Linked DNA regions of Homo sapiens: regions 1 and 2 are each linked to region 3. Evidence: chromatin loops called from intact Hi-C (ENCODE). Cell type or tissue: heart right ventricle. All regions are shown on one strand.

Evidence for each region. Peaks named below come from ENCODE experiments on the same cell type or tissue, not always from the same donor. Only the 100,000 strongest peaks of a DNase experiment are listed, where the experiment ranks them.
Region 1: it touches region 3 in a loop (4-fold over the local background); 15 of 110 quality-filtered maps call a loop at or near these places.
Region 2: it touches region 3 in a loop (15-fold over the local background); 79 of 110 quality-filtered maps call a loop at or near these places.

The regions. Positions count from the first base shown.
Region 1 is chr1:147,269,689-147,277,688 of GRCh38, forward strand. CHD1L (chromodomain helicase DNA binding protein 1 like) reads left to right here. Exons shown (of 23, transcript NM_004284.6): 11 at 1,244-1,317; 12 at 2,483-2,593; 13 at 5,666-5,780; 14 at 6,416-6,569. Among named protein-coding and RNA genes, the nearest start is that of CHD1L, 31 kb to the left of the region's middle. In heart right ventricle, a CTCF peak has its summit at 4,215 (motif pointing right); no DNase peak of the experiment used is centred here; H3K27ac peaks cover 1,043 bases.
Region 2 is chr1:147,888,922-147,896,921 of GRCh38, forward strand. No RefSeq gene overlaps it. Among named protein-coding and RNA genes, the nearest start is that of GJA8, 9.9 kb to the right of the region's middle. In heart right ventricle, CTCF peaks have their summits at 1,469 (motif pointing left), 1,668 and 3,975 (motif pointing left); DNase peaks (open chromatin) are centred at 1,460 and 3,948.
Region 3 is chr1:147,491,666-147,499,665 of GRCh38, forward strand. All of the region lies in intron 3 of LINC00624 (long intergenic non-protein coding RNA 624), which reads right to left. Among named protein-coding and RNA genes, the nearest start is that of LINC00624, 22 kb to the right of the region's middle. RefSeq lists a silencer at 3,398-3,587. In heart right ventricle, CTCF peaks have their summits at 3,511 (motif pointing right) and 5,143; DNase peaks (open chromatin) are centred at 3,506 and 5,136; H3K27ac peaks cover 1,713 bases.

The sequences.
Region 1 (8,000 bases), 220 kb before region 3:
ACCAGGTTCAGTTAGTGTTCAACAGCCATGTGTTCAGCTTATACCTAATCCTCCTAGTCACCAGAGTTCTCTCTTTCTAGAGGAGTCTAGGAAAAGCCCAGATTCCCATGGGTTTCAAAATTATCCCTTTGGAATGACTGTCTTAGGTATGGCCTGAACTAATCTAAAACTTCAGATTTGGCAAAATTGCTCAACTTTAGGAATGTGCAAGTTAAATAATTTCATGTCTTACTGTATTTCATTGGTTCTCGTATATCTGCCATAAGTATGTTAGAGTTGGAGAAGGACCTATAAATGCCTTCTGGCCAGTTTTTTATTTCACAGACCCAGAAAGGTTATATGACTTGCCCAAGGTCACACAGCCAACAAATGGCAGAAATGAGATTAGAATTGAGGTTTTCAGGTTCATTGCTTTCTCTACCCATTTGGGGCTTGAATCTTGAAAGAGTTCCCCATAATTTTTCCTCTTACACTTGTTGCAAGCTCAGATTAAATAAGTTTTTATAATGAGAATATTGTTTTGACAGTGCTGTGCTTCTTTGTTTATGCAAATTTAAAATAACAGCCAGTAACAAGGGACTCTAGGCTTGACTTTGTTCTTGACTTACTCCATCATTTTGCCGCCTTTCTTCCCTCCTCTCGCTATACAAAAATTTTCTCGTGTTATGGAAAATGAGACATCACTTACCCCTTGCTTCTCTAAAGTAATGCTTCTCAGACTTTTCAACCCATATAGCTGTAGATGAGAGGATAGTGACTTTACACCCCCAAACAGGGCATAGTTGTAGATGACTGACCACAGGCTTTCTTCAGAGTCTCCAGTTTTTCTTTTCTTTTTTTTTGTGTGTGTATTTGAATTTTGCATTTTACTCTTCACATATCTGTATTTATTTTGCTACTAAAATGAAAGCTTATATTTCTTTCCATTGAGCAAATTGACATTCCAGAAAGAGGCACCTTGTTTATTCTAGGGCTTATATCCCCTGTTGCATTGACACGTCTCCTGGGAATAATCTCCACTCTAGTTTGAGGATGACTGCTCTGAGGGATACAGCTACCTGTGGAGGTGTATTCTCATAGAAAGCATTTGGAGGTTCTGAGGCAGTCTATAAATCATACGACACTTATATTTCTACTTTGGTATTTATTTATAAACTTTTATTGTTTGGTAAATTTTGCCTGAGGGAAATTGACCTTAAATACCACTAGACTTGGCAGTGTTTCCTTTTCTTTTTCTTGCCAGGGGCCATCGGGTTTTACTTTTCTCCCAAATGACCCAGATGTTGGATATTCTCCAAGACTATATGGATTACAGAGGTGACACCTTTTGGCCACTACATTACCTAAGGCTCTGTTAGACTTAACAGTCCAGATAGGTCCATGAAGAATAATATGGGATATGAGAATATTACAAAGGAAAGCAGGGTGAGAACATTATTCAGAACCAAAAAATCAAAAGGCGAGAGGAGAGTGATGTGTGAAGGCAAGGATGGACAGCAGAGAACAGGCACGTGGGCAGAAATAAACACCCACGTTCCCATCAGTTACATGATTTAAAATTATGGGCCGTGGAGCAAATGTTGTGGAAATGTTTTTGAAAATGTGTGATAAAGTTTCAGTGACTAGAGCTTTTAGCGTCTTGTAACATTCACCTCAACAGTTGAGCACTTACTCATGATCAGTGAAAAGGTGAATATTGAAATTATAGAGATAACAAATAAGCCAGGGGAAAAGTAAGAGCAACTTTTTCTGCATAGACAATAAAGAATGTAGGTTATTACCTGGGAAGTCTGTTTAATATGTAATAAGATTTGTGTGAGATGATGAGAAAAGGCTCTAACATGAGTTGATCTTGAGCCCAATGTTGAACAGCTCCAGACCTTACAATTTAAAAAAGTAGTTCAGACCGGGTGTCTGAGTTCCGCAGTATACCTGGTCCAGTGGACACTTGCAGAATGCCGTTGGCACATGCCACTGGCCATTGAGGGGTCCCCAGATGCATAAACAGCCTGATCCTGTAGCTCCCCTTCCCCACACGGATGCATGGAGGCAGGTGGCGAACTCTAAAGCCTCACTGAAAGGCAGATTGCTGGACTGTTAGAAGGGGCTCACTCACCTGCCTCCAAGCGCTTGTCTTCTGTTTACATAAGAATTACATCTCAGCAAAGTTGAAACTATCACACAGGATAGATGCTCAGGGTTGCTTGAGAATAGTCAAAACTGAGTATTAACTTCATAAGTGCCAAAGACTTCAACTGCATGTATTTAAAAAATCCAGAGGAGTATGTTATGGTGAGTTATTTTGTAAAATGATAATTGTCCCTGTTAATTTAAATTTTTCCCTTTGGGATTTGCTTAAAGTAGGGCTGTGCCTGTATATGGAAAGGGACAAAATTGGCCTTTGGTTTTGGGCTTAATTTTTTATTCCCCAAAGACTACTTGAAAAGGGTTAAGATTTCTGTTTTTCTTCCTCTCTGTAAAGGCTACAGCTATGAGCGTGTGGATGGTTCTGTGAGAGGAGAAGAGAGACACTTGGCCATTAAGAACTTTGGACAGCAGCCCATTTTCGTTTTTCTCCTGAGTACTAGGGCAGGTAGGCTGCAAAGGCATTGATGGAAACAGACAAATGAGGGATAATAGAGTACTATTACATCCCAACGGTTAGTACACTTTTTTCCTTAATTCTCTGAAAGGTGAGGTTACTATTGAATGTAAAACAAGGTACTGGACATCAAGCATGGTGCTGTTTTCTATCCAGCCTGTCCAAACTGTCATCTCAGCAAAGAAGTAAGGCTGAAACCTGGGGTTATTGGAAAGTAATTCTAATCTGCTTTGACCATTGACCTGGGAATGTCCTGAAAGATTTATGTGATTTTGTGGAATGTTTCATTTACATTCAGTGGAAGTAGCTCTTCTTCCCAACCGTGAATTTGGGAAATAAGGTAACAGTTTGTCTACTAGTTGTCCTTCCTCTATAAGTATTTCTGGAATAGTGCTGAAAAGCTTAACAAAAATCTAGTTGTTAAAAAATGTGATTATGTTGAAAATACCAACTTTTTAGAATTATTTATGACATCATCCATATATGATTTAAATCGTGAATATTACGACATTTGTAATGCTTTACCAGTTACAGAGTGCTTTCATTTACTGTTACATAATTTGAAATCAGCTCTTGGAGATGAAATGATTCTCTAAGTCATTGTGGTGTCTGGAAAAAAAAAAAAAAAGGCCGGCACGGTGGCCCATGCCTGTAATCCCAGCACTTTGGGAGGCTGAGGTGGGTGGATCACTGGAGGTGAGGAGTTTGAGACCAGCCTGGCCAACATGGTGAAACCCCGTCTCTACTTAAAAAAATACAAAACTTAGCTGGATGTAGTGGTGCGTGCCTGTAATCCCAACTACTACGGAGGCTGAGGCAGGAGAACCGCTGGAATCCAGGAGGCGGAGGTTGCAGTGAGCCAAGATTGCACCACTACATTCCAGCCTAAGAAATTTTTCTCAGGTCCTGGAGCAAGCTGACCTTAGTTTTCAACTCATAGGATCCTAGTTTCATTATCTTATTTTTGTAGACATAAATCTTGATGGAGTACATGCAGGAACATGAAAGAGATGTGTGTCCTCTATTAAAGACAGATTGACATTTTTCTAAAAAGAGAGTTCAGTCTTATTTAGAAAGCTTTCTAAATGCCTGCTGCTATAAGGGTATATGAAAGAAGTGTTAGATATAATTTTTGATTATAAGGAGATTATTTCACCTGTGTTTGTTTTATCTCCCTAATAAAATTAATAACATAAGATTCATTTGGCCTCACTCTTCCAAGATCATAGACTGCACATGGAGTCTCAGCCATTTTCTCATGTGATCAGTTGCCTCAGGGTTAGTCTCAGGAGAAACTGAAAGAATCAGGCAGTGCATCATCACTGCCGGGAAAACAGTTTTATTTATGCTTTAATGATTTCATCATCCTCATATTCAGAGAGCAGCATTATGTTTGAAATGTCTAAAATTAGGAAAAAAGAGATCTCTGCTTTTCAGTTAATCTCCTTGGAGGACTCAGAGTAGATCTGGGAGCTGAAGCAGTCCTGGACATTAGTCTTCTCCAAACACTGTTGTGTTTGCTGTCACAGTTTTGTTGTAGTTTTGCAGTATTTTCATTTATTTAACAGGTTTCCTTCCAAATTTCAAATATTTCTGTGATGAGTCATGTTGCCACCAGATGGCAGTGATAGCTCATGAATATGTTCCTATTCATGGATGTGGGTGTGGCTTATTTATAAAAATCTCACCCCTCGGTGAAGAGCTGCACTTAGACAACATGAATTCAAGAAGATAATTTTATGGAACACATTTTAAAATGAAATAAGCACCTGAAAAGTATTATAGTATAGTGGATAAAAGCACGGGCTCTGGACCAAGACTGCAAGGGAATGAATCCTGGCTCTTTCACCTTCTAGGCTTGCAACTTCAGAGAAGTCCCTTACCCTCCCTTTCAACATCTATAAAGTGGGGAAAATCGTAGCAACTACTCAACTTCCCGACAGGGTTGTTGTGAGGGTTAAAGGAGTTAATATAGAGAGAGTGCTTAGAATAATGCCTGGCAAGTAGTAAGCACAGCGTAAGTGTCATTATCATTATTATTAGGTATAATTTAGCATCTCTCAGTAATCGGTCATGATTACCTCCTTGTTCCAACTTCAACTTGATACGAAGACTTTAATTAGAATATTCCTGCCTGATTTGTCTGGAGATCCAGCTTATGGTCAGTAGTCCTTCTTAAAAGTTAGTCCTTAATTCAGGTTTATGGAACAAGCCCTTTCAGGCTTGCTTGTTTCAGCAACCAGCTCTAACGACCCTGGCAAGAGGGAGTCTGTTTTGTACTTGTTTTCACATTAATCAAAGAGAAGGCTGCAATGTACCTTCACGGTTCTCTTAATTAATTCCTGTAACTCAAGGTACCTCCTCAGCTCTCTTCCTGCAGCACTGAAGAAAGACCAGCAAGAGTGTTCTGAGCAAGCCTCAGAACACTCAGAGTAAATGACAAGAGTGTTCTTGTCTTGCCGTTGGTTTTGTTACTTTCTTTTTGATTAATGTGGAAACCAGTACAAAAAAGACTCACTGGAGTTTTCTCTAATCAGAGGGAGGAGGTTTCCCACTCTGCTCAGGAGTATAATATCATCCACTCTTCTCATTAACTTTTTATCAGAGATCTTGCTACCTAGTTGTAACTTGCAAGCGACATTCGGCACTCTTCTCTTGACAGTGCGCACTGCAGACCTCTCATATTTAGATCTGTTTTCTGAAAGAGCATGTGTCCTTTTCCTCAGACTACTCTAATCAAAATCTAATCAAGGTTTTTAAGCAGAAGAGATAAAGTGGCTCCATGGCACTGACTTAAGTATCCACCTTGGCCACTTGCCCCTGCTCCGCTCATTCTGTTCCATTCAGTAATAAAAATTTTCCCATCAGGCAATAAGAGGTCAGGTAGCACTTCTCACCGCTGGAACAAGGCTTTGGAGTTAGGGGTGTGGGTCCATTTGAAGGATGAAGCCAATTGTTTTGACTGATTTCAGTTTATCAGTCTGACCCACTCTAGCCTTGTGCTTATTTTCTAGCTCCTCGTCTTTGTGCTGCTGATTACATTCCTTTTTGCATTGTTTTCAGGTGGAGTTGGCATGAACTTAACAGCAGCAGATACTGTGATTTTTGTTGACAGTGACTTTAATCCTCAGAATGACTTGCAAGCAGCTGCCAGGGCTCATCGCATTGGCCAAAACAAGTAAGTGATTTTTTTCTGCTTCCTTGGCTTGCCCAGCAGCAGTTCTGGGTTGTGAAAAAGGTGAAGAATATAGTCCTGGTGACAGTCCCACACTGGGAGCTGAGAGACCACCAGGTTTTAGCTCATCTGTGCTATTGACTCCTAGGGTAGTATTGGGTGGGTCACATTATCAGTCCAGACTGACTTTATTAGAAGGAGTCAAATCAAACTGTGAAAGGATTAGAAGGAAACTTTAGAAGTCATTTAACTCATCCTTCTTGAGTTAGGGTCTGACTCAGTTAAAAAATGGGGTTATGGGGCTATGGAGCTAAGCTAAAAAAAAAAAAAAGAAAGATAGATGTTGCCCTTTGATCTGAGGATAATTTGATCTTCCAGATATTTTCCTTGGCTACAGATAAGGAATCCCAGTCATGGTTACCCCATCATTCTTTCTTTGACTGTCTGGAATGGTTCAGAGAGAATTTCAGGCGAGTTCTCTCTAACAAGTGCTCAGGACCAAATGAACCAATCTCCCTTTCATTGTACCCTGAATATGGTATTTGGTTTTGTTTGCTTTTAGATGTATTTACCTTGCATACTTTTGCCCAGCTTTGCACACCCTTATAGCACACTACCCTTGTTTGACTTATGTCCAGGTCTGTTAAAGTTATTCGGCTGATTGGTCGAGACACTGTGGAAGAAATAGTCTATAGGAAAGCAGCCTCCAAACTGCAGCTCACCAACATGATCATAGAAGGAGGCCATTTTACTCTGGGAGCCCAGAAACCCGCTGCCGATGCTGACCTCCAGGTATGATATGATATACTGTTCTTCACTTTGGAATATACCAATACCCTTTGTGGAGGAGAATGTAAATGAAAAGAACCAGCACTCACCCTCTCCCCAGCTACACATTTGTTCCTTGGCCTCCCTCACACCTGCCACAGTGCTGGCTGTGTGCAGGGTCTGTAGGAAGTAAGGATTAGTTCCAAGCCTCATCACTTCTTGGCTGTTTGGGTTTGAGCGGCTTTCTTAACTTCTTAGATCTACTCTTTTTGCATTTCTAAAAATAAAGACACCACAGGTTAGCTCAGAGGGCTGTTAAGAGAATTAGTTAAAATAAAGAACTCAATAACAATTAATTCTGTACTTCCACCTTAGTCCCAGAGCCTTTGATCAGTGACTTACATTACTTCATACTCAGAAGAGGGCGAATGAGATCAGGAATTCATAATTGTGCCTTAGAAAAAATGGGTGAAAGAACTAGAGGTAATTTATTTAAAGAAGGGAGTACTGGATGGGAGACAGACACTGGATTGGAAGATTTTAGAGCTCTCTTTTGGAAGAGGACTTAGAGTTACTCTGTAGCAGCCCTTGGGTTAAAATTAAAACTCATAATATTTCCTGGATGCTTTGTTTTTGCCCTAAGGATGAGGGGCTGGATGCAAAGAGACCAACTCCTAGGATACTAGAAAGATGCAGGTATGAAGGGAGTAATAAATGTCTGTCAAGGGCAGCATCAGTGGGAGAGTCTGGTGTGAGAAACATTGCAAAAGAAGGAAGGACAGGAGTTGGCTACTGTTTAGAGTTGGGTCTCAACAGTAGGGAGATAGAAAATTCAAAGATGGCTGTGAGGTTTTAGGCCCCTATGATGAGGAGAGAAGAAAGGAAAATAAGAAGTAGGGCAGAGTTTTAGGAAGATAAAGAGAATTTAGGCTTTAGTCAGAGTGTGCAGTAAAAATACAATATAAACAAACTATTGTTAGAGGCAGACTCAGACAAAAGGAAAGAATTTTATTTGTAAAAGTTTGCAAGATGGACTAGGATTGGAAAGGACTAGTCCATCAAAAAACATAAGTGTTTAAGAGAGAAAAAGTGACACAATATTAGAAGCAGAGTTACTAAGTTTGTAATTAGTCTGAAAAAACAGCAGTTTTCTTACATGGTTACCGTATCTGCAAAGGCCAGTGCATATCTTTACATATCAGTGTTGCAAAAGACAGGGATCCTGTTGTTTTTGTTAGGGAGTTAGTAATTACAGGAAAGGCTCAAGGTTTTATTAATTTTGGGACTAGAACTAGAAAGAGTAACACTGGGTTTGTTCTTTGTTTATCTTAGGGGGTAGGTGTGGCTTTTTTCTTTTTCTGACTTTCCTTGTGTTGCTGACTGTGTCACATGCATGCTTAATTAACCATAATGGTGCTAGGGCAGGCTGTACATTTTGTTTTCACACTAAGAGAC
Region 2 (8,000 bases), 400 kb after region 3:
ATTGTGCCACTGCACTCCAGCCTGGATAACAGGAGAGAGGCCCTGTCTCAAATAAATAAATTGCATTTTACATCTGAGAAGACTGAGGCATATAGAAATCAAATGGTTTTCCTGAGCTCACACTGACGGTAAGTGGTAGAGCTCAGATTTGAGTCAGCTGGCTTAGCCTTTATACTCCACTGCATTTCAAGATAATGATAACAACCATTTATGTGCCAGCAATTGGGCCGAGTACTTTAACATAGATTATCTCATTAAGTTCTCATAATAATCATCTCCATCTACAGATGATAAAAATGAGATTTAAAAGGGTTAATTTGCCACCTATCACAGAGCTAGTAAGTGATAGATTCTGAGCCAGAATTATAGAATTATAGCCAGATTATAGAGACTGACAACAAAAATACTAAACCATGTTGTGAAAGCCAGTGATGGCTCTACCTACAGTCTTCCATGGAAGACTCCCTCATCGTTTACAAGGACATGAAAATGTGTTTGCTGGACCTAGTGGGGAGAGAAATTCCTCTGCACTCTCCACTCTAATGGGTTTACAGGTAGGCCAAGGGCAAAATGAACTCCTGAGTAGGAGCCTGGAGTCTTTGTTGATGCAAGCTGTACCAGTGGATTTCAATTAGCCAGGAGGCTTTTGGAGTGCAAGCCCAGGCCATGGACAACTCACAAGAGAGAAGGTCCCAAAAGCTCCCCAATTCTGCCCCTAGCAACAGAGGCTTCCTGTAGCCAAGTCTGTCTCTGATTTGCAGGTGGGTGAGTTAAATTCACACAATCTCAGCCATAACTCTTAGAATGGGTTCTCCATTGCCCTAACCAGAAAGGCCCCAGAATGTTTGTCTCCAGTGATCAAGGCCTGCCATCTGCTGAAGTTTTGCCCTTTGCTTTGTCATCACATGAACCTAATGCTCTACAATTTACTCTGCCCTTTATCATCAAATATTGCCCCTGGTACAATCAGGGATACAGTAGAATTGTGCAGGACCAAAGGAAATAAGGACAGGTCTGAGAGAAGGGAGGGGATAGAGCAAAGAATCTTGAAACCCTCGGGTTGGTGATTCTGGATTTGTGGTGCTGTGGGAGACAGGGCAAATATTTCCGTGATAAAAGGGACTTCTGAATAGGAAGAAAAGTAAGAGGAGAAAAAGAGGGATACCCTCTGGGGCATCCAGTGCCACCAGTATAATGATCACTAAACAGGGTGAAAGGGAAGGCACCAGGAAACCGGCCCAGAGAGTGTGGTTATACAGTAAAATTAAAGCCAAGGTTGTCCCCCTTTGCATTTCCTGTCCTCCCAGCCCCTCCCATTTAGACCATATCCATCTTTTCCCGTGTGGAAAAAAAGAGTTCACTTGACTCTCCTTTGCAGACTTGGAGTAAGCCTCTTTTCTTTGCCCTCAGGCTCTGAAGGCGTCTACTACAGTGCGTGGAGCAAAAGAGAGACGGCATCGCCCCCTCGTGGCGCAGGGCCAAGCTCTGCGGTATTCCGGACGCTGTCCTGGGCTGCCCAGACAGGGGCACCCCGTGGGAGTGGAAATGCTGTCCTCAGAACCTCTGGCTGTTGAATGACTTGTGTCTTGTCAGAATGGTGAGATCCCCGAATGCCATCACCCTGTTCCTTCTACCCTCCCCATTGATGTTCACACAGGTCAGCTAAGCTAGACCTGTCTGCAGTGTGTTTTGAAAACAGGTTGCCCCTGCAAGAAAACTCCTGGTTTAGTAAATCAGCACATCAGGGCTAGAGAAGAAAAGAGTTGTGCTGTCTTTGTTTCCATTTCAGTCCATTCTGCCAAGTTGAAGCAGAATGATTTTCATTCATCTTAAATCCCCCCAAAATATTTTTTTTAAATAAACCTCTCAAACCAAACACCATCACATATGTACCCTAAGGAATACTAAGTCACCTCTTCAGGCAACGGAAAGAAAGGACCAGAGAATTGCTGTCAAGCCTAGGGTGGGTGGAGGAGGCAGGGAATTAATTTTGTTGAGTGGATAAAGGTCTGGGCCTCAATCCCAAAAGCCCAGATTGGGGCATCGAGCCTACAGCACCCCTGTCAGTCACTCCCTGCTGTCCCTGGAGCCTGGGCAGGCAAACAGTCATCCTTCTGCACTGTCTCTCTGGGACAGCCGGAACCTTTGCCCCCATCCCGAGGTCACCCTCTCCCAGAACCTCCTCTGCCTCTGGTAAGAGGAGGTAAAAGGAAGGGGGACACAGGAGGTCCATCAGAGCATGGATGAAGCTGCCCCTACATCAGAGTGCAGAGCTTGGAGTCTAGCCCCATCCTGGCCAACACAGAAGCAGGGAGTGAGAGAGGCAAAAACGAGGAGCCAGCCTGTTTCCATAGATACAGATTTCAGTTGCATTTTATGACAGCCGTGCCAGGCTGCCTGGAGAGGCATTGTTTGGATGTCTAGGGACCCGCTCAGAAGGAAAATGAAGTAAGAAGCGATTTTTTTAAGATTCAAGTGGTTTCCCCTCCCAGTTTCAGATTGAGATCCACCTCCGCCCTCTGGCCTTCTGGCAGAGGTCATCCCTGGTAGGACACTTGCCTTTAGTACAGCCTGGGCAGATTTAGGCCCTCCAACCCCAGGCCTCGAAGATCACAGTCAAAATGATTCTTAGAAGCAAGCCTGCTGTCCCTGGAGCCTGGGCAGTCAAACAGCCATCCTTCTGCACTGTCTCTCTGGGACAGCCGGAGCCTTTGCCCCCATCCCGAGGTCCTCCTCTCCCAACACTGCTAGTGCTTCTCTAACAGCTGCTCTGTGGCTGAAGGAGTTCCAATTTCCCAGCCCCTGGTGACCTCTTGTGAGGGCTGCCACTGAGGCTTTGAGAGAAGAAGGCTCACCTGGTCTCCTGCTGGGGGCTCAGCCTGCAGCTGGGGAAGGACTCCCCTTACTTCTAGATTCAAAACACTCATTTTCCTTTGCCACTCCTACATCTTCATCTCCTACATCTTCATCTCCTACCTCCTCATCTAGGTGGTGCCCTTCTCTCTACTCATCACTCATTCATTTCTCCAAACCCATTGAGTTCTTTCATTTGCCAGGCCTTTATAAAATAGACGTAAGAGACTTTCCCTGTACTCAGAAATCTCACAGACTAGTGGGGGATGCAGACACATAAGTGAACTACTAGAAAACAACTTAGATAGGGTCAAGTAAGAAGTCCTGGGGAAGTTAAAGCCCAAACTGAGCCCCAACGGATGAGTCAGTTAGGGGAGAGGAGATTCAAAATAGAGAGGGGACTGCGTAGGCAAAGGCATAGAGGCAAGAAACAGGATTATGTGCATAAGAAACTCGGTAGATCATAGGTGCTGAGAGCCAGTGCAAAGCTATGAGTGGCAAGAGATGGGCTGGAGTAAATTGGCAGTCATCAGACAGCAGAGGGCCCTATGTGCCATGCTAAAGGCCCCAAGCTTCCTCCTGCAGTGGTTCTTCAGCCATGGCTCACGGAGTTCCAGGGCTCCACTGTGGTGCCTCAGGGGCAGGACTAGGGGCCTCTCACTCTCAACCTGAGTGATTTTTTTTTTTCCAGACAGAGTTTCACTCTAACTCAAGTGATCCGCCCGCCTCAGCCAAAGTGCTAGGATTACAGGCATGAGCCACCGCACCCAGCCCTGAGTGACTTATTTTATATGTACTTGAATAGGTGACAGCAAACCACAGTGAGATTAAAGTCTGGGAAGGACACGATAAAAGAGGCATGTATGGGAAGGACATGATCAAACGACGTTTCAAAGAGACCACTCCAGTTTCTAGGCCTCACTTCCAACCATTCCTCAGGGAAGTCTACTGCCCAAGAAAATCTCTGATGGTAATACATGATTTACAGCAAAAATGAAGACTTCTTCAGTACATCTGTGATAATTATTTCCAAACTTCATCCTGAGAAAAGAAAACGAAGTGGGATCCCTTTCCCTTAGACTTCAGAGCTGTTTTCACCAGCTGGCTGTGCTGATCATGCCATCTAGTGGTAGGAGTGCAGCATGACTCCAAAAGGAAACAAGCTTGCATTTCTTTCTGAATATCTGTATTATCTTATTTAATCCTCAAAAAACCTTGGCAAAGTATGTCTCATTAATATACCCATGTTACAGGCCATAAAACTGAGAGATGGGAAGAAAACAATATTTGTTTTGAGTCTCCTGTGGGTTAGGAACTATGTCAGCTGATGTACATGAGATGCATTATCCCCACTTACAAGACAGACAAACTGAAGACCTTGGTGACTGAGAGACCAACTAGATTAAGCTACAGACACTGAGGTTTTCCTGCTTCCAGGTCTAGATTCATTCCAAAAAATCTGGTCAGATTCAAATCTCTAACTTGAGTTGAAAAGAAACCAAGTAGTAAAGAATGAGGAAAGAGGCAAGCCTTTGTGAAATTCAGAGTAACTGGCACAGACAGACCACAGCTATTTCTTTGTCATGAATGGCAACCAAAGCACAGTTGTATATTAGATTCTAGAATAATTATAGGAAGAATAATTACCACCGGAATATGCAAATTATAGGAATCTGTGAGCCTAAAGCCAATCAGATGCCCAGCAAGTACGTTTCTTAAGAGTGAGTGGCTGCTTTCTGTAGAACAGAGCATCGCTTGGAGCCAGGAAAAACTGAGAATTGTGGTTTGAATGGAACCTTAATTCCACATCTGAAACCTTAATTCCTCTTTGCCATGTAATATAGCATATTCCCAGGTTCCAGGGATTACGACGCTGACATCTTTGCGGGCCATTATTCTGTCTTTCACATACATTGAGACCAAAAAGACCAAGTACCTATAAGAGGACCAACCCAGACGGGCTGTGACAATTACGCTGTTGCTTCTGAGTGAGAAGTTACAGGCCCAAGAAAGGGTAATGACAGCCTTAGAGATACATAAAAGAGACAAGCAATTTCCAAAACAAAAAGCAAAGGCAAAAAGAAAAATAAAAAAGCTCTCTCTCCGTAAAAAGGTAGAAAATATGCCTATAAAGGAGAAAAACAGGGCTGGATGTGGTGGCTCACGACTGTAATCCCAGCACTTTGGGAGGCTGAGGTGGGCAGATGACCTGAGGTCACGAGTTTGAGACCAACCCAGCCAATATGGTAAAACCCCATCTCTACTAAAAATACAAAAATTAGCTGGGTATGGTGACACACACCTGTAATTCCAGCTACTCAGGAGACTGAGGAACAAGAATTGCTTGAATCCAGGAGGTTGCAGAGAGCCGAGATTGCATGACTGCACTCCAGCCTGGGTGACAAGTGAGACTCTGTCTCAAAAAAAAAAAAAGTTAAAATTAAAAAAATAAAATAAAAATAACATTCTTGCTCTTTCTCACCTATCTCATCCATCAGTGATATCTGAATATAGTACAAATCAGGCATCCAGAGCCATAAAATGCAAGACAAAAACACATTGGAAAAGCGAAATGTCACAGATAATCCCCAGGTTTGACTTTCTGATTTGCGAATCAGAAGAGGCCCTTGCAAATGATGATAAAATCTGTCTCCAGATGCACCAAGATGATGAATTATATATATGTATATATAGTTGACCCTTGCACAAAATGATTTAAACTGTGCGGGTCCACTTATACACAGGTGTTCTTCAATAAATGCAGTCTGCCTTCCGTATTGTCTCCATATTGGTGGGTTCTGCATCAGCAACCAAACATGGGTAGGAAGGCAAGATTTGGAAATCTGCATTATAGTAGGGCTCACTTTTCATATCCACGGGTTTCATAGGGCAGACTACAGGACTTGAGTTTGTATAGATTTTGGTATCTGCGGGTGGTCCTGGAGCCAATCCCCCACAGATACTTTGGGATGACTGTACTCCTTTATTATCATTATGTTTAATGCCAGCAGAGAAAGAGGACTAAAAACTAGGAGGAGAATCAGCAGTACTGACATTGCTATCATAATCCAGTTTTTTAAGCATCCAGGCTTAAATGCTGAACTGAAACAGAAGCTGATCTGGCAAAATTTTTTTCTAACTGGTTTCTTGAATTTAAGTGAAATGTAGAGGGCTTTCTAAGCCAGGCACAAAGTCAAGAAACAATACATTTTTAAATGACAGACTTGATTAGATAAAAATATAAATTCTCTGTACAGCAAAACACACTAAAAGTAAACTTGCAAGACAAGTGATGATTTGGAAAAAGTTTTACAACATAAGTGGCAGAGGAATAATAACCATAGTCTATAAGAAGAGCTTATACGTCTATAAGGAAAAGACAACTGCTCCCCCTACCCAAATGGACAAAGGATATGAGTAGGCAATTCAGAAAAAAGAAAGGCAAATAGCTAGTAAACATGAGGAGTCACGCCATCTCTCTAGTAACCAGAAAAACACAAACTAAAATAAGATACTTTCTGCCCATCCCATTGTAAAAAATGTGAAGCTGGACAATAGCCAGTGATTGTAAGAATACATAACGAAGTGCTCCCTTGACAGCTATATGAGTGTAGTATGGTACAGTGTGTTTGAGAGCGATTGGTAGTACCTATGAACTTTTAAATTTTACCTCTTTTGAACAATCATTTCTACCTCTACACACTCCTGAAATATTCCTACATGTGCTCAAAATATATTCATAAGGATGTTACTACTTAAAAATATTGTGACAGGAAAAAAAGCAATCTAAGTGTCTTTCAATAGAGAACAGACCAAATAAACGTACAGGATGTCCTTACTGTGGAATACTATTACAGACATTAAAAGGATGAGGTTGATCTGCATGCACTGCAAAGATCACCAAGATATATTAAGGGAAAAAGGCAAGTCACACAATAATATGCAATTCGTTGATCTCATTGACATGTACATACATATATGCATAGAAAAAGCATCTAGAAAGACACATATCAAACTGTTAAGCATGGTCACAGTGATGGTAGGATAGGAACAAGAGGGTAAGGAGAGGCCTCCACTCTTTTTATTTTTATGGTTTTTTTGGAGACGGAGTCTCTCTCTGTCACCCAGGCTGGAGTGCACTGGCACGAACTCGGCTCACTGCAACCTCCGCTTCCCAGGTTCAAGCAATTCTCCTGTGTCAGCCTCCCAAGTAGCTGAGATTACAGGTGGCTGCCACCATGCCCGGCTAGTTTTTGTATTTTTAGTAGAGATGGGGTTTCACTGTGTTGTCCAGGCTGGTCTCGAACTCCTGACCTCAGGTGATCTGCCTGCCTCGGCCTCCCAAAGTGCTGGGATTACAGGTGTGAGCCACCATGCCTGGCCGAGGCCTTTACTTTTTACCCTACATGCCCCTATATTGTTAGTTTTTTTTCAATGTGCAGATATTCATGCCATACATTTGTAGTTTTATTAAATATATAGATATGTGCAAAGTGAATTAGTCTATTTAGAAGATATTTGCAGCTATATTGGTTTTACAGAACAAAAAGCAGCTTTTTAAAACATGCTAAATGTTAACTAATTAGCACAAAGACCGGAGACCCGAGATGCTCTGAAAATTCAGCACTGTAGAACCAAACCTTATAATTAAAGGAGACAACATGGGTAGGCCAGAGCAAACATGGTCTCTGGAGTCAAGCAGATCTGGTCCTAGTCCTGGCCCTGCCCCTTTCTTTCTGCAACTGTGTGCTAATTACTTAAGCTCACTGCGTCTCCATAAAATAAAGATACAAGTGCCTACCCCTCAGTCTTGATGAAAACACCATGTGTATACAAAATATTTTTCTCCCTTTCTCATTTATGATATTGTATATGTAGGCTGGGCTCATATGGCAGCTGGGAGACTGTAGTGAACATTTTACAATGATTTTTTTTTTAGGTGGACCCAGAGAAATGTTTTTAGGGCCCTATCTTGGTGGTAGAGTGTCAAGAGGTGCAGTTTGTTGTTGGGGAGGGTTGTGATACAAAAGCTTTGAGCACCAGGGCCAGGATGAACAATTCTAGTAGCTGCAGCTTCCTAGATCAGTGGTTCTAAAATTTTAGCATGCATTAGAATCACCTGGGGGGGCTTGTTAACCCAGCTTGCT
Region 3 (8,000 bases):
TAATCTGAAAATCTCTAAGAGGTCAATATTCCACTGAAGTCAGGCATGGAAGGATCCTTGCCTCTTCTTCAAGAAAAAAGAAGGAAAGATAAATAAAACTGCACTCTGGGACTAAGAGCATGCAACTCAGATACTTGATACAAGGCATGCTCCGAATTCCTTTCTGTATAGTAGTGTTCACAGTTTTTTCTTCTCATTTTTACTTTTTAATTTCTTAACTTTTTTCTCAGTTGTTCAACAAACGTTTATTAAGCCCCTTTCATGTGATGGGCTCCCTGCTAAGTGTTTCCGGATTTAAAGAAGAAAAAGATTGGTGCCTGCCTTCGAAGGACTTTCAGTCTAGAGACAGACACTATACTATAAACTATAAATAGCCAAGTTAACAAATAATTTGCAATACATAATCATTCCTTAACTTGTTCAGAGCTGGTATGCCCATCTACATTTCCTTTATTTTTTATTTTCTGTTATAATCTCCACAGAGCAAGGCTCACCCTGGCCTGCCCAGGTTCTGCAGAGCTTGCTTACAATCTTTCAGAGAAGAGCATTCAGCATAGCTGCTTTTGATAATGAAGATATGGAGCTTTATATAATGACAACTGATCCATCTATAGATTGCAAGCTCTTTGTGCAGGCCTGTGTCTAATTGTCCATTTTGTATAGCAGCTAATCCACTGGGAAAATACCTTAAGTGTTTAAAAAAAAAAAAATGTGTAGCAATATTCCCCTGCTGCCACCTGGTGCTTTATTTACACTAAGTTACACTCTGAATTCTAGGTAAGGCAGCTTAAAATCATTTACCACACTCAACTATAAAATGAAATCCCAGCCCCTCAATACACACGCAAGCACATACAAATACATACTGATCACACATACATACACTCCTTCATTCCTTCCATCTCTGCTAGCCCAGAGCAGACATTTCTTCATGTTTTGAAGAAATGCTACTATGATAGCCAGAATTGAATCTTGAGAACTATGTTCAGTTAAGACTAGAGAATAGGACTAAGATAGTGTAATTGAAAAAACTTTCTGCTAGGCCGGGTGCGGTGGCTCACACCTATAATCCCAGCACTTTGGGAGGTCAAAGCAGGTGGATCACCTGAGGTCAGGAGTTCGACACCAGCCTGGCCAACATGGTGAAACCCCATCTCTACTAAAAATACAAAAATTAGCTGAGCATGGTGGCATGCACCTGTAATCCTAACTACCCGGGAGGCTGAGGCACAAGACTCCCTTGAACCCGGGATGTGGAGGTTGCAGTGAGCCAAGATCGCACCACTGCACTACAGCCTTGGAGACAGAGTGAGACCCTCTCATAAAACAAACAAACAAACAAACAAACAAAATATAACTTTCTTCTTTCTTCTGGATGACAAAATTGTGTGCTATACTGACGAGCCTGTGTAAAGAGTTAATGAAGCAGGCCGGGATCATCAGCTGTCAGTTAATTCATCATGAAATATTTTTGAAGACCCATAATTCAAAGCTCTGGAGAATCAGTGGTGAGCAAGAAGAATACCTTCTATGCTCAAAAGGAAGTTATATTCTAGTGTGGAGAGTGCTGTTAAGCTCCTAAACAAATTTTTAAAAATCAGGCAGGAGTAAGGGATAAAAAATACATAAAATATGGGGCTATGACTCAGGCGCTGCTTCCGTTAGTGGGGGCAGGGATGGCCCCTCAGAGGAGGTCACATTTGGGACTCGAGGCAATATTGATCATGAGGAAGACAGCTGTGTTAAAATCTAAAGGAAGAGCATTTCAGGCAAAAAAATGACAGCACAGGCCCCACGAAGAGAAAGACTTTGGTATCTTCAGGGAAGGCGGGAAGGCCGGGGTGGCCAGAGCAATGTGAGATGAAGGAGGGGTGGGTGGAGAAAGACTGGCTGGTGAGCGTGGGAGGGTTGGAGCAGGAGTGCCAATAGATTAGGGATTTGATTTGGTTCTGTAAGCAAAGGCAAAACCACTAGAGGGATTTAAGTAAGGGGGCAACACAATCTGTGCTGCTCTTCTGAATAATCACTCTGAAGGATGAATTCCAGGGGGAAGAGTAGAAGTCCAAGACCTGTTAAGAGGCTATGGCTGGCTGGGCGTGGTGGCTCACGCCTGTAATCCTAACACTTTGGGAGGCCGAGGCAGGCGGTTCACAAGGTCAGGAGTTCTAGACCAGCCTGGAAAACATGGTGAAACCCCGTCTCTACTAAAAATACAAAAATTAGCTGGGCGTGGTGGCACACACCTGTAATCCCAGCTACTCAGGAGGCTGAGGCAGGAGAATCACTTGAACCCGGGAGGCAGAAGTTGCAGTGAGCCAAGATCGCACCACTGTACTCCAGCCTAGGTGACAGAATGAGACTAGGTCTCAAAAAAAAAAAAAAAAAAAAAAAAGAGGCTATGGCTGTCATGTCATCCAGGTGGAAAGAGAGTAAGGTGTTACAGTAGCAGACAGTAGAGATGGAAGAAATTGTCAGCTTTGAGATATATTTTATAGGTAGAGCGAAGGGGTTTTTGGAAGACCTAGACATGGGGATATAACTGAAAGAAGAAAAGTAAATAGGGCTCCTAGAGCAACTAGGTAGATAGTGGTACCATTCACTAAGGTGGGAAAGGCCAGGGTTGGGGAATAGACCTAGGAGGAATGGGGAATAAATAGCTCTATTTGGCCATGTTAAGTTTGAAATAGCTGTTAGATTTCCAAATGGAGCAGACAGGTAGATACTAAGTCTGGATCTCAGGGAAGAGGCCCAGGTCATATGTGTAAGAATTGTCAGCATGTAGGTGGCTCCTAAGGCCATGCTTGTTCACCTTACTCTACCTTAAGCTCTAGATAATATCTTTTCCTAACCCCTCTGTCCCAGCTTCACTGAAAGGCATGTTCCCATCAGCAAAAATCTCAAAGACTGAATGGAATGGTAAAACTCTGCCATTCTAAAGAATCAGCTCCATGCACATGCATAAGACAGAGTTGCAAGGCCTCTTCCACCAAACCCCTCATTTACCCATGATAAGTTTGGGGTGCAGAGAGGTGAGAGACCCAGTGGTGTCAATGCCTAGCATTACCAGGGCTTAAACCCGATGTGCTGGTCCACAACACAGCATCCCTTCAGCAATCCTGTTGCCGCCAAGATGGCCTGATTATATTAGGGCTGTGGGATATGAACAAAGTCAGGTACATGCACATACCATGACTAAATTTAAAATTACAATTTTAATCTATGGGGAGGGTTCATTCTTTATCATTCAAAGGTGAGTGAGAGTCCTAGGCATGGTATAGAACAAACAGAAAGCAAAGTTTTAAAAATAATAATCCCTCTGAGGACCAATGAGGCTCACGTCTATCTCCAGGGCTCCTCTGAGCCCTGCTTGTCTTTAATTCATGGTCAGTGAATGTGAACAGGCATTGAGGCCCCAGGTGCCCTGGCAGTCTGCATCAACGCTTTGTGAATAACTGCCCTGGAAAGGTTAGGTACCACTTGGTTCCTGCAAAGCACCACTAGAGGGCTGCAGACACTAGCAGTGGCTGGTACAGACAGCCACTGAAACCGAATTTGAGAACCGCGCCATCGCCTAGTGGTCCAACCCTCCCTGTAGGTTGAGGAAATTAGAGCCTCAGAAATATTAAGTGGCTCTCCCAAGGCCTCCCGGCTGGTTAGTGACAAAGTCACAATTCCACCACAGTTCCTCTGATGCAAAATTCAGTGTGATATAATGGAAAGTATATGGGTTTTAGAGCCAAGAATCCCATTTTGCTGTGTCTTATCTTGGGTGCTCAGTGAAACTTCCTAACTTCTCTGAACTTCAGCATCTTGATCTGTTTTATGGGTGATGAGTGCTTCTGCCGTGCCATGTGTTCTGTTGGTACACTGTCATAGTTGAGGGGCCCGGCACTTAGTGAACACTCAGCCAATGCTGTGGCCTTCACCTCTTTCTGCTGAGGCCAGGTTCTTCTCTAAGATGGCTCAACCTCAAGAAGCAACTTTCAGGAATGAACTCAAATGATGCAGTCTGGTTACAATACTTTGCTGCATGTTGGAGTACACATAAAGAGAACTATATTGCTTTAAAAGACACAACAAATAAATACAACCATAGGAGGTACATATAGCTTTAGTTGAACAAGGAGGCATGGAAAGGAAAGGGGCTTCCTTGCTCTGTCCTAAGGTTTAGATTCCCAGCATGTCCTTTCATGCACCCCCATTCAGTGGATATTTGTTGAGTGCCCATTGAAGGAGGGACCTGGGCATTTGGGGAGGACACACACGAATCCTACCCTCAGCAAGAAACAACAATTTCATGCCAGGCTTTTCCCTGTAACTTTATTTATCTTACCTCTTGGATTCTCACGATAGTCACGCCAGTGATTATTAGTCCTTAAGGATTCATCAACAGTCCCTCATGATTTTAGAGATGAGAAAATTGAGTCTCCGAAAAGTTAAATAACTTGTCCAAGGTCTTTCAGAAAATACGGAGAAGCTCTGGAGTTTAAGCCCAGCTCTGCCTGAGCTTTCACAGCACTGCCTGTGCCCTATTCCTGGAGGTGTAAGGATTGAGGACGTGGGAAGTGCTGCAACAGGAAGGCTGCTGGGAATTCTGAGCAGCGGCCCCTAACTGAGGGGATCCAAGATGGCTTCAGGGGAAGCTCACACTGGCCTGGGGAGGTGGGAAGAAGAAATTCCTGCCACAACTGTATATGGTAAATCAGATGCATCAAAACATGGTGTGTTTGGTGGATGAAGGAGAACACACACACACACACACACACACACACACACAGAGTTAGGGCTGGTTGAATTCCATAAAAGAATTCTTCCTGAAAGGAAGTACAGTCAAAAGCTGAAGTAAAAAATCTAAAGTTAGATTTGTAACACCAGTATACCTCACTACCAGCTTGCCCAGAAAATTAATTTCATGTTCCACTGTTCTATTAAAAAACTCTGACTGAAATGTCTTCACAAGGTAAACAATAGGAAAGGGTCCAGGAACTTCCTAAAGCATTTAACACAGCCAAAGGCTGACCTGACCTAATTGGTGGGAAGTAGGAGGGAGGCCAGGGAATCCCAGCTCCCTTCCGCCTACCCAAGGCCTGGCACACTGCCACTTAGAAATACTAACTAGCCCAGTGGCCACGTTCAGCAACTGCAGGGCCGCCCCATCTGGCCCCTTGAGGTGCTGCCCACCAGCATGTTTGTCATTGTGAGCATCTTCTGAACATGAATGTCCAGATGCTCTTCCAAAGCAGTTCTAGAAATAGCCAGGCGCCTGAATAAAGCCTGACACAGGAAACATCTTTCCATCCAGGACAAAGCACACTCCTCCAGGGAAAGGAGAGAGGAAGTCATAATTAGAATCATTCATTCATCCAACAGAACTGAGCCTCCAGCAAAGAGCCAAATGTAATTTTTGACTCTGACTGCACATTGGAATCACCTGGGAACTTTTAAAAATACCAATGCCGCAGCTCCACCCTAAAACAATTAAGTAAGAATATCTGGGAGTGCAGCCCAGGCCTTTGTATTTTTTAAAAGCTCTCTGGATGATTCTTATGTAGTTGAGAACTACTGCATTAAATATTATATACAACAAAAAACAGAGTCACTGACCAGGCCTCAAGGAGCTCACAGTTTCACAGAGCCCTACAGTTTGCAATATGTTTATTCCTGCCAGTGACCTTGGTTGATAGTCACAACCAGTCTGGGAGGTTGTTGTTATTGCCTGTTTTGCAGATGAGGCAGCTAAGCCTCAGAGAGAGTATACAGCTGCCCAATATTACACAGCAGGTAGGCAGCAAGTGAGCACAAGAACCAGGTTTTCTAATTCCATGACTCCTGCTCTCACATCACAGACCAACATGTAGAGGAATCGGACCGAGGAGAGGCTCAAAGCACTTCATAACTGCAGCATGGCAAGAGTCAAGAGCCAAAGGAATAAATCGAGGAGAGTCTTAGGTGGACCTACCTGCCCTAACTAATGTCCACCAACCAGCTGATGTCCATTAGTGTTCCTAAAACTGTGCCTGCGTTGATCAACTACTTATTTAACTCTTCTCATTAAGAATTTTCTAGGCAACAGAACCTTGTGGATAGAATTTTAAGCAGACACTTAAAAGATCACCTTGCCAGGCTCCACAATTGGCCTTCGGATATGCTAACAACCCCTAAGAAGAATACAATTTATTGCATAAATTCTGATACTGTGAACAGTAAGTACTTAGTACAGTGTCTCAACTGATTTGTTGGCCATTAATTAATGGTCAGTAGGTGTTAGAGGGAGAGCCCATGTTAGTAAAAAGGAAAAGGGAAACAGGTGCAGCATGTGGCTAAGCAGTGGGCCAGAACGCAGAGGCTTTGAAATCTAATTCCCTTCTGGGTGGCTGTTTAGCCTTATGTAAACCCTTGCCTCTTTAGGTTACATATACAGTTTTGCCTAACCCGAAGTGGGCTGTACATTCCCATGGCCTCAGAGATATTTAGTCTAGTTTCCCAAGTGCTGGTCCTTTGGGAAGCAGGAATTACTCTTCTCAAACAGATTTTCTACCCCTGCCCTTTCCCCTTCAGCAACTGTGATCTGGCTCTTCTCTGTCTCTCTTCTAACCCCTTTTCTTCCTCACTCCTGGTGTTTGTCAAAGGGCAGTTTCCCTGTTCACCACTTGGAAATCACCAATAAAATGCAACCCTTCCATTTTGCAGATGAAGAGACTGACATCCAAAGAGAGACCCTGGCCAAAGCCACCTAGACAGTGACAGAGCTAGGACCAGCCCAGCCTCCTGGTCCCACCCCAGTACTCTGTCAGGACAGAAACAACCAGGACCATAAAGCATTTGTGAGTGTAGGTTCCATTCCCAATGCTAACTAGAGCAACTCACAGTTACTAGACTCAGCTTAGTGGCCTTTGGATATGGGTCCAACTGTGGGAAAAATCACGATGAAAGGAAATGTAGTCTGATAACCCCTTGCCTCTTTCAGGTCAAGATGAAAGTACTTAGATGGGTTAGTAATGTATGTTACTAACACCTCAGTATATGCAAAATCCATATCTGTTTTTTAAAAGAGGATCCACCGGGAGAAGAACCCAAAGAAGTAAGTCTCTAATAACAGCATTTATGGTCTGTGATATCTGGATTCAGTTGACCTTCTTGGTTCCTTCCATAACAGTAGTAAGGATAGTAATAATAATACCCTACCTACCATTTACTGAGTGCCCAATATATTCCAGTGGCTCTGAAACAGGCTTCATGTATCATTTAATGCTCATGTGAAGCAGGTCTTATTTTCTCCTTATACAGTTGAGGAAAGTGAAACTCAGAGTGGGTAATAACATGCCCACGTTTCCACAGTTTGTAAGCACCTGAGCCAGGGTCAAGTCTGGGTCTTTATACCACATACATAAACCCCTCCTCAGAGGACCTCAGTCCTAAACAAACATCGAGAAATTTTGGACATGGCAAAGGCCACACATAGATACAAGGATGCATAAGAGAGAGAAATATCAGTCCTCAAAGGCTGAGCATTCTGCAGTTGGCTTTGAACTGGTTGCCCACCCATCCCCTGGACCATTCATCTTCCCCTCAGTCATGGACCCTGGAGGCTGTGAGGGAAGCAAGCAGCTTGAGCACTGTCTGGTCCAACACTGGAGGGAAGCCTGATGGCTGTGACATTCATCAACTGGTTAATTTCAGAAAGGCATCCATTTGCACCAGCTGCTTAAAAAGCTCCTGGCCCTCAGGAGACACTCAACCAATCACAAAGCAAAGGCAGGGAGTGTTTCTGGTAACCACATTCAATTGGGTGTCTGTCTGCTGCTTGATGGGTTGTATAATTTCAGCAAAGCAAAGGACAGTGGAGAATAGAGTTAAAATGAATGATCTTATTTCTTTTAAATTATTATTCTTATATTTATGACTCACATTTGTCCTTAATGCACAAGTGCCCTATTAACCTATCATGATGATGATGGTCATGATGAAAATGACTGCTGTTGCTCTTTACACGGCGAGAG